2 separate regions of the Homo sapiens genome follow, and region 2 is linked to region 1. Evidence: chromatin contacts called from ENCODE Hi-C or POLR2A ChIA-PET data. All regions are on one chromosome and are shown on one strand. Each heading gives the region's core, a stretch centred on a gene start or an enhancer-like site at or near the end of the contact. The rest is flanking DNA. Distances are from core to core; before and after follow the strand shown. Region 1 has its middle 170 kb from the start of LINC01985. Region 2 overlaps LOC101927995 (a long non-coding RNA gene).

The links. A loop is a pair of places that touch in the nucleus more often than their neighbours do. ChIA-PET counts read pairs that join two places held with the same protein, here RNA polymerase II (POLR2A). Pooled maps may share reads with other maps.
Region 2: a map of heart left ventricle shows a loop between it and region 1 (2.2-fold over the local background). The contact joins two enhancer-like sites. A Hi-C loop is called at or near these places in 11 of 168 maps with a recorded cell type or tissue (CD4-positive, alpha-beta T cell, MCF 10A, cardiac septum and 5 more) and 10 of 50 pooled maps. POLR2A ChIA-PET finds 5 or more read pairs at or near these places in 4 of 52 experiments (CD4-positive, alpha-beta T cell, MCF 10A, activated CD4-positive, alpha-beta T cell and 1 more).

Annotation. Positions count from the first base shown.
Region 1 is chr3:30,351,143-30,356,221 of GRCh38, forward strand. It overlaps a transcript of LOC101927995 not described here. Among named protein-coding and RNA genes, the nearest start is that of LINC01985, 170 kb to the right of the region's middle. RefSeq lists a silencer at 3,855-4,149. Within about 2 kb of position 3,074, at least 12 of the 41 ENCODE cell types and tissues checked have a DNase peak (open chromatin) inside an H3K27ac peak, as active enhancers do; they include heart left ventricle and heart right ventricle, where a contact is called at or near this core.
Region 2 is chr3:30,423,863-30,428,941 of GRCh38, forward strand. The region is part of intron 4 of LOC101927995 (a long non-coding RNA gene); the gene reads left to right. The region is part of intron 3 of LOC105377013 (a long non-coding RNA gene); the gene reads right to left. Among named protein-coding and RNA genes, the nearest start is that of LINC01985, 92 kb to the right of the region's middle. Within about 2 kb of position 2,634, at least 6 of the 41 ENCODE cell types and tissues checked have a DNase peak (open chromatin) inside an H3K27ac peak, as active enhancers do; they include heart left ventricle and heart right ventricle, where a contact is called at or near this core.

The sequences.
Region 1 (5,079 bases), core at 1,824-4,323:
TTGATGAAAATAACATTGTTTCCTGTGACTGAGAAATAACAATGACTGGTTATTGTATTTTATATATTCTTTATGCTCTGTCTCATTTCCAAAAGTATTTGCGGCAGATTGCAAAATATGTACACTACAACAAAATAACTAGATGGTAAAAGTGGAGCAAGGGAAAAATATGGTTAGAAATATGAAACAGAGTAGGTGTGAAAGGAATTCAGAAAAATGTAGAAATTCAAAAGAATCTATTATACTAATTCCTATGCAGCCAAATATAATGGGCATCAGTAGTGTGAGGTTGTGACCGGAAAAGGTAATGCAGTATTAGATTAAATTAATCAAGATTGAATATCTTGAAAACAAAAATTGATAATTCAATTTTACTCTGCACTAATCAGGTCTTACCTATAATATTTTTTCAGTTTATGATTTTAGGACCAAACAGATTTAGATAATCAGCAGCATGTTCAGTCAAGTTTAAGAAAACAGTGAAAAGACTTGAAATCATGTCTTGGGGAGAATGGCTGAAGGAATTGAGAATGTTTAGCCTAAAAGAAGAAAGATATTGTGAGATAGGATAACTGTTTTCAATACTAAAGGACTTCTAAGTAGTATAGGGAAAAACTGAAATATATTACCTAGGGATAAATATAAATTCAAACAGCTGAAAATAGGGGAAAAAGTAAATGTAAGCCAAATATAATATTCATATCCATAAAATGTAAATGTGAAATAAAATGCTTTAAATGGTTTTGAGCAAAGGTCTTCAAGCAAGTAAGACTCCTTTTGAGGATGTTACAGAGAAGAATCAAACGCTGAATTGAGACTGGGAAAAGACGATGTCAATGGCTGTTTCTCATCTTTGTACATATCATAAAAGCCATTCCATGACTGGAAGTGCATTCTTTTTCCAGAAATCAGAGCCCACATCCTTACAGTTTGAGAAACAGAGCAGAGTCCTGAAATCTAAATACATTAATTCTTTGAATGCTTAGTTCATTTTCCTGGGGAACTGACAAAATAAAAGAGCCATACTTGAGACACACCTATTACTCTGGGACATTCTCCCTAATTCTCCTTGTTTGCTTCTCTCACATTTTGTAATCATTGCAGTGTATGATTCTCCTCCTGAGACTATAAGCTCAAAGTTGCCTGAACCACCTTCAGCCCACAGATAGATATGTTTAACTCCACATGGACTTTAAAGTTTTAAAATTAGTTTTCAACATTTAATAGTAAGAACAATTCACACAGTATTCCAGATTGAAAACTAACTGCTCTTGAAAAATAGAAAGAGCTGGGAATCCTGAACACACACTCTTGAATTGCAATATCATCAAGGGACCTGAATTTTGACTCCTCTCTTTAAATAAAACATGGGTTTCTAGTTTGTCACCACTTCTTAATGTCTCATGAATTCACATTAGCTAACTGGCTCTAGTTGAATTTGGAATCCCTGCCATGTATTTTGAGCAAGGTTACTTGTAGATATATATATTTTTTGGACTGGAATTTTTTAGTGAATATGTGTATGTGTTCTTAAGAGTGTCTCAGCTGGGTTCCCTGTGGAAGAGAGCCTGAGGCAAGGATTAAGTGTTGATATTTTATTTAGGAGGTACAAACCTAGGGCAACAAAAGCACAGAAAGAGGAAAATGAGACAGGAAATTATAGAAAGAAATTGCCAGAAGATGCAGAACATTGCTAGGCATAACACATCATTCAGCAGATGCAAACATTCAGGCAGGATGCCTCAAAAAAGTGTGTATGAGAAACTGTTACCATGGGAGTGAGGAAGGAAGAATTTGGCTCCTTCCCATCTCCTGTTTCATTGGTCCAAGTTTGCCCCATTAGAAGTTAACTTCTCTGTGCTTCTAAGTTGTATGATCCGGTCCTTTTGATTATGCCAGATTCCCTGGCCCAAAGTGCCTTTTTTGACTCTACTTTAAAAATGGGAGTAAAAGACAGAAATTCCAGGTGTCTGACTGGTAGGACTATTTGCACAGTGGCAGCCAAGAACAGTGCCAGTGAATGCTTGACCCCAGGTGGTAGAAATTACCATGGACACATCTAAATGGAATCAGTCAGCAAATGAAGTTCAGGGGTAGTTTTATTGAGGAAGTCCAAGGCAGGGGTCAGCCAGTCACAGCCCTCAGATCTGATCTAGCATGCCTCCTGTTTTTGTGTACCCCATGAGCTAAGAATAACTTTACACTTTTAAAGGGCCAAAAAAATCCAAAGAAGAATAATATTTTTTTTATTATGTTAAAGTCGGGCCTGGTTTTTTTTTTATTATTATACTTTAAGTTCTAGGGTACATGTGCACAACATGCAGGTTTGTTCATAGGTATACATGTGCCATGTTGGTTTGCTGCACCCATCAACTCGTCATTTACATTAGGTATTTAGAAGAATAATATTTTATGATACATACAAATTATATAAAATTCTAGTAAACCAGTGTCCATAAATAAAGTTTTATTGGAACACAGCCGTGCTCATTCATATATGTAGTGTCTGTGGCTGCTCTCAAGCCACAGAGCTGAGTAGCCCCAGAAGAGACCAGAGACCATATGGCCTGCAAAACATAGAATATTTAGGAGCAAGTCTTTTACAGAAAAAGCTTGCCAACCTTTGGCCTAAGGAATCCTAATAAGTGTATCTGAATCAAGAAGCAAAATGAAACATTCTCAGCAAAAATACAACAGGACTATATCACTTGAGAATTATGTTAAAAGCTGTAATTTTCACATGCCTACACATGCCTGCATAACTGTAAATGTGATCACACTCACAGGTTTATCCCTCTGAAGAGCCTTCCATGGTTACAGTTCCATGATCTATTTATAGAATCACCTACAAAAAGGCAAAATCACTTTTATGGCTTTAATCCCAATAGCAATAGTGCAACTCTATTCCCAGATGAAAATAATCTCAGAGCACTATTCTTGTATACAACAGGGCAAGAAAGAGAGTTAATATTATTGGTTTATTAAATATCAAATTCAAGTCATAAGTTTTGAATTTTAAAAACCTACTTGGGGAAAAATACACACACACAGAGAAACCACAGCCCTGAGCCTCTTCCTGACATGTGCATTAGCAGGTATACCACTTCCTGTGGTTATCATTTGAGGTGAGTTAAAGGTCCACAGTGTACCAGCTCTGTGCAAGATGAAGGATGCAGAGCCATGCTCATAATAGGCCCAGTTTTGTTGACAGCTAGAACCAGGAGGCAGTCCCTGTGACTGACTATATTAAGAACTCTGTGCAAAGAAATTTAGAGGATCTCTTTTATTTTGGGATTAACTACGTTCTGTTTATTCATTCACTCCAAAAGCACCCACTGTGATCCTGTTATGTACTAGGCACTAGGTGAGATGCTAAAGATTCTTACACAAATAGGACACAGTTCCTGCCTTGGCACTCAGATATTATCAAGAAACACCCCAGCCCCCATTGCCTGGACACTGTAAACTATGTATTCCCTCCAAGAATAGTCCTCTCTGGGGACCAAACCTCCCAGTGGAAAAGCATCAAACTATTCTTGGCTTCACTTCCCAAGGCCAGCCTGACCTTTCACGGCAACTAGAGAGCATGAGTTGCCAGAGTCATGAAAGTCTCTCCCAGTCTATGTGCCCCTGAGCCAGGCTTGTGCAGGGGCTGTTTTCCTAAGAGGGAGCTCAGCCCAGGCTCCCAGGGTTCCAGGAGGCCTCCACTGCAGTTATTGAGGTAGTCAGTTGGCCTTTCAGCAGCAGATCTACTTTCTGAGAACCAATTGTTCTTTCAGCACTTCAAAAAGGAGGTTTTGCTTGGGAGTCTTTAAGCACTTGGAGATAGGAAGCTGGAGTTTAATTTTTTTATGTGCTTTATGAGCAGCGAGGACTGAGAGGGATTCGCTTTAACTTGACTAGGCGTGGGGAGGGGTCTCTTTGAAACAGCCACTTGACAGCAGCCGTGTATACGATTAAATGTTCTCAGTAGAGAATCCCAAGGAACAATGGTTTTGAATGTAGTTACATATGAGGCAGCACGGTGTGGTGGAACACACAATAAACGCTAAATGCTCTTTGATTACTTTCCATCATTCTTGGCCATGCTCCAAGTGAAATGTGAATCTTTATTTGCACAGCTCTGTTCTAAAGGTTCATGAGAGCTGTGTGTAGGTCTTGGTGAACTGGAGTAAGATTTATTTCATCTGGTATCCTTTAAAACACTGAAAGCATTTTATCTTATTATAAGAATTTCACAAAGATATGATGGTAAGGGAGAGCACTTGATGGTATTGAAGACGTTTATCAATTATTTCTAGCAAACAAATCCTATCTTCAGTCATTTGCCAGTGTCTTAGGTGTAACTGGATAAGTCTGGGCCACCCTGGGCTTTAGTGTTGCTATTTCTAAAATGACAAGGAAGGACAAGCTGCCCCTTCATAAATTTCTGCATGCTAGAAGAATGCCTGGTATAGAGCAAGCACTCACCTATTAAATTTAATGTATTACTTGGACCTGAACTTAATCCAGCTCTAAAGGTTTATAAGTGGACATTTATTTGTGTCCGGAATAACTGAGGTGAAGCTAGATTGTTCCTTTCATTGATCATGGTGCATGGCTGGCATTACTCAACTCTTCTTTTCTGCTTCTCTGACTTCCTTATCCTTTGTGGTCTACTGTAGTTCCAGCTCACTAGGCTTCTGACCCATACCAGATGCAGAACTTCAGACAAGGCTACAATCTTAAGCCCAAAGAAAGTGTTTTAAGGAAAACATTCCCTGATGTTTTATAAAGAACCTGTACACATTCCACACCCTGCTGAGCAGAGCTTTTGTTGCACAAAGTGCTGGCAGCAAGGATGATCCTGAGAGGAGATTTGAAGTAGTGTCTCTCTCCTAGCAGCAATGTGCCTAGGAGAGGTAGGAACAAGGACTTCAAGGGCACTTCCAGGGAGAATGGTTACATAAAAACCTCAAAGTCTTTACGTCAGATTCATATTTTGCACCAAGGTGCAGGCTCTGATACTTTAAGAAAAAAAATTATGCGTAGTCAAAATTACCTAACAAAATATCCCAATTTCTGAATAGCTTTCAGTAT
Region 2 (5,079 bases), core at 1,384-3,883, 72 kb after region 1:
TCTTATATTCATTGTTTTCTTCCTTTTACTTTCTTTGGATCTAATTTGCTGCCCTTTATCTAATTATTTGGAGTGGATACCTTAGATCATTAATTTTCAGCCTTTCTTAATTTCTAATACATCTAAACAAGGCTTTAAATTTTCCTCTAAGCAAGACTTTAAGCTCATATTTTAAAAGGTTTGATGTAATATGTTTTCTTTTTCATTGAGCTTAAAATATTTTCTAATTTTCACTATTTTTTGACTCATTGATTCTTTAAACGTGTATTTTTAAATTTTCTGTCACTTGAGAATATCTAGTTAGCTTTTAATAATTCTTTTCTATCTTATTTCTACCCTGAGCAAAATAACCTGCCAGATTTCAATCTTCTCCCATCTCGAGACTTGCTTTACCCTTCCGCATACGATCAAGTTTGCTAAATGTTTCCTGTGTGCTTGAATGTGGATGTTACATTTGCTGGCTACAGTGGTGTGTACATGTCAGTTGGATCAATTAATAAGTCAACTTTTTTATTTTTACTTTTTATTTGTTTGCTCTAATAGTTACTTAGAGGGTTACATTGTTTGTCATCATGATTGTGAAATTTATTTCTCCTTTAAAATTTGTTAACTTTTCCTTTACATATTTTGAGGCTTTATTTTAGATTATACACATTTAGTATTAACATTTTTCTGGTAAATTGGTTCTTATTTATTCATTTTTTGCCAGCCTTATTTAGGCTATAATTTACATATCACACAATTCATCCTTTTAAAATGTAAACTAAAATGGATTTTAGTATATTTACATAATTGCAAAATGTTACTACAATCAATTTTAAAATATTTTAAACCCACTGACATTTGTGGTAACTCTTTGTTCTGCTACCCTAACCTCCAGCATAAGCAACTACTATTCTAATATTTTCTGCATAGATTCGGACATTTTATATAAATGGAATCATACAATATGTGATTTTTTTTTTTACCAGGTTTTTAAACTTAGTATATATTTCAAGATTCATTTATGTTGGGACATATAGTAGTATTTTCTTCCTTTTTTATTACCAAACAGCCATTCATCTTATGGATATTCATTTTTATATACATCCTTCAATTAGTAGACATTTTACTTAATTCTACTTTTATGCTATATGAATAATACTGCTATAAACATTTGTGTACAAGTTTTATGTGGGTATATGTTTTTGTCTGGGTATATTACTAGGAGTGAAATTGCTGGGTATTATAATAACTCCATGTTTAACACTCTAGGAAACTGCCAAACTGTTTGTGCTTATTTGCCATTTGTATATTCTTTGGATAAATGTCTAATCAGAGCCTTTGCTCATTTTTAATTGGGTTATTTCCCTTTTTATTATTGGTTTGTGTGGATTCTTTATAAATACAAGATACATATATATATTGGATATATATGATTTGCAAATAATTTCCCTTATTCTGTGGGTTGTCTTCTCAGATGCTTCATAATGTCCTTTAAAGTGCAAAGTGCTTTTAATTTTCATGAAGTTGAATTCATATGCATTTTTTGGTGTGTGCACTTGGTGTCATATCTAAGAAGGCTTTGCCATGAAGGTATATCATAAAGATATGTTCCTATGTTTTCTTCTATGAGATCTTTCGTTTAGCTCTTACATTTAGGTACATAATTTTAGTTTAGCTCTTACATTTAGGTCTATAATTTATTTGAAGTTAATTTTTGTGTACAGTATAAGGAAGGCATCCAATTTCATTCTTTACATATGGGTATCCAGTTATCCCAGTACTTATTGAAAAAACTTTTTCTTGCAATTAAATTATGTTGAAACTTTGTCAAAAAATTAGTTGACAGCAAATGTCAGGATTTACTTTTGTACTTTCCATTCTTTTACATTGATCTATATGTCTATCCAAATGCTAATACCACATTGTCTTGGTTTTTGTAGCTTTGAAGTAGGTTCTACAATCGGGAACTGTAAATCCTCCAATTTTGTTCTTTTTTTATAAAGCTTGTTTTGGCTATCCTGGTTCTCTTGCACTCTATATGAATTTTAGAATCAACTTATCAATTTCTGAAAAAAAAGTCAGCTATCTGTAATTTTGATAAGTATTGCATTAATTGTGTAGATAAATTTGTGGAGTATTAACACCTTAAAATAATAAATCTTCCAACCCATGAACATAGGTTGTAATATTTAAGTCTTCTCAAATTTCTTTCATCAATGTTTTGCAGTTTTCAGAGTACAAGTTTTGCACTTCTTTTGTTAATTTCATTTCTAAGTATTTATAGCTTTTGAAGCTGTCATAAATGGAATTATATCCTTAATTTCTTTTTCAGATTGTTAATTGCTAGTGTATAGAAATACAATTGGTTTTGCACATTTGTCTTACATCTTGAACATTACTGTGCTCATTTATTAATTCTAATTGTTTCCTTACAAGATCCTGTCTTCTAACAATAGGGTTCAATATTATTACCCAGTCACACCTGGGGTAGAGCTTCTGCCCTGTGAATGGGGGTGGATGGAAGAAGGGAGCCCCAGACTTTTCAGCTGCTCTTGCTTGGAATAGAGCTTCTGCAACACAGATCTGGGGGTGGTAATGAGAAATGCTGTCAGCCTGTCCTTTCTGAGAAGATACCACGGCCCTTGACTGGGAGCTGGGAGGAATGCAAGCTCTGTGTTCTTGGCTGCAACTCCTCTTGGCTGGAGTAGAGCTTCTGTCATGCTCAGCTGGAGAGCGGGGGAAGGGAGCACGTCTTTAGTTCAAATGCCACCTATTTTTACTGTTCTTAATAAGATTTAGAAGATTTTCTTAAATATATATGTCTCCATTTGCTGGATGCCCTTAGACATTTTCCAAAAATTATAGATTTGTGTCATTGTTTTTCCTTTGTTAAAACTTACTAATTTTCACCAGTTACAGTTGTTTCACTGGGCAAAGGATCCTCTGAGCTCCTCATGACATCATTCAAGATGTGACTCTTGTCACTTCTTTTATTACTATAAAATTCCCTCATTATTTCCTGAATCCTAGTTTATTAGATAATAATATAACTACATCAGCTTTTTAAAAATGAGTAGTATTTGCATAATGATCTCTACTCTTTATTTTCAGCCTGCCTCTTTTCTCATATTTAAGGTACATTCATTATAAACAGCATATAACTGGGTTTTGATTTTGAATCAGTTCACAGTCTTTGTTTTCAAATTGGAGTATTTTTTTCTAGTAGTTTCAACATATTTGGGCTCAAATCTACCATAATACTTTGTAATATTTTGTTTAATCTGCTTTCTGTTCTTTATGTCTTCTTTCTTGCCTTCCACCAAAATAATCAAATAAATTGTATTATTTAATTTCCCTCCTTCAATAATATGTTTAGTATAATTTTCTCTATCAACTTTCTGGTGGTATTAGAAATTACCATATGTATCTTTGACTTATCAGAGTCTATATAAATTAGTACTATTTTCCTTTTCTAGACAGTGCAAAACCTTGTATCACTTTAATTGTCATTTATTCTCCTCCAACCTTTTGTACTATTGTTTTCTTGTAATTTAATCCTACATTTATTTTAAACACCACAAGGCAGCATTATTACTGCTTAATATATAGTCAATAGACATTTTCCCAGTGCTTTGGGAGGCCACAGTGGGAGGGTTGCTTGAGGACAGGAGTTCAAGATTAGCCAGGGCAACATAGCCAGGCCCCATCTCTACAAAAAAAATATGAAATAAAAAAATTAGCCATGTGTACTGGTGGGCACCTATAGTCCCAGCTGCTCAGGAGGCTGAGGCAGGAGGATTGCTTGAGCTCACTAATTTGAGGATTGGTGAGCTATCACTGTGCCATTGCACTTGAGCCTGAGCAATAGAGCAAGAATTTGTCTCTTAAAAAAAAATAAACGTTTAAAATTTTCAAAATATTCACCCTTTTCAATGTCTGCCCTTCTATCTGGGGTTATGTTATTCTTCTTGACAGACTTTTCTGTTAAGTTTTTTGCTGTAAGCTAAGCCTGCTACTGAATCAGTCTTCTAGACTTTTTTTTTTTTTACCTAAAAATGTCTTTATTTTATCTTAATTTTTAAAGGGTATTTTCATTTTATATGGAATTCTAGGTTGATAGAGTTTTTGTTTTATCTCAAGACACCATTCTGTTATTTTATGCTTCCATCATTTTGGTTAGAAAGACAGATATCAAAGTTATTCTTGTTTCTTTTTAGGTAGCATGCCTTTGTTTTCTGTCTGCTTCTAAGAAACTATTTTTGCCTTTGTACTTAGCAGTTTTACAATAATGTGCCTATGTATGTCTTATTTTTCATTGATCATCTTGAAGTCACAGCAATTTTTAAATCTGTGTCTTGGTGGTGGTTTACATCATTGTTTTGCCAATATACCTTCAAATACTGCTTCTGTCCCATTTTATCCCTTCTCTTCTTCAGGAACTCAAATTAAACATGTTAGGCATTTTTAATCCTTGACCAAATTTCCTGTTTCAATTATCCATTCTATCCCAAAAGTTAGTGAATTAAAACAACAATCACTTCTTTTAAAACTCACAATTCTGTGAATTAGGAATTTTGTCAGACCACAATGGGGATGACTAAGCTGGGATGACTTGAATAGCTAAGGAGCAGTCAGTCATATTGGCTCTACTGGGGCAATATGTCTGAGGCCTTAGTTCTGGTTTTTGCTTGGATTCTTTAGATGTCCTTCCTCTGCCCTTTCAGATGTCCATCTTGAACTTTCTTAAGTCATGAGAGTCTAAGACCAACAAAAGGAAAAATTTAATGCAATCAAGCATCAACATCAAACTACTCCAAACTAAAGGAGGAAGTTCGAACCCATGGCAAAGAAGTTAAAAACCTTGAAAAAAAATTAGACAAATGGCTAACAAGAATAACCAATGCAGAGAAGTCCTTAAAGGACCTGATGGAGCTGAAAACCAAGGCATGAGAACTACGTGACGAATGCATAAGTCTCAGTAGCCAATTTGATCAACTGGAAGAAAGGGTATCAGTGATGGAAGATCAAATGAATGAAATGAAGTGAGAAGAGAAGTTTAGAGAAAAAAGAATAAAAAGAAATGAACAAAGCCTC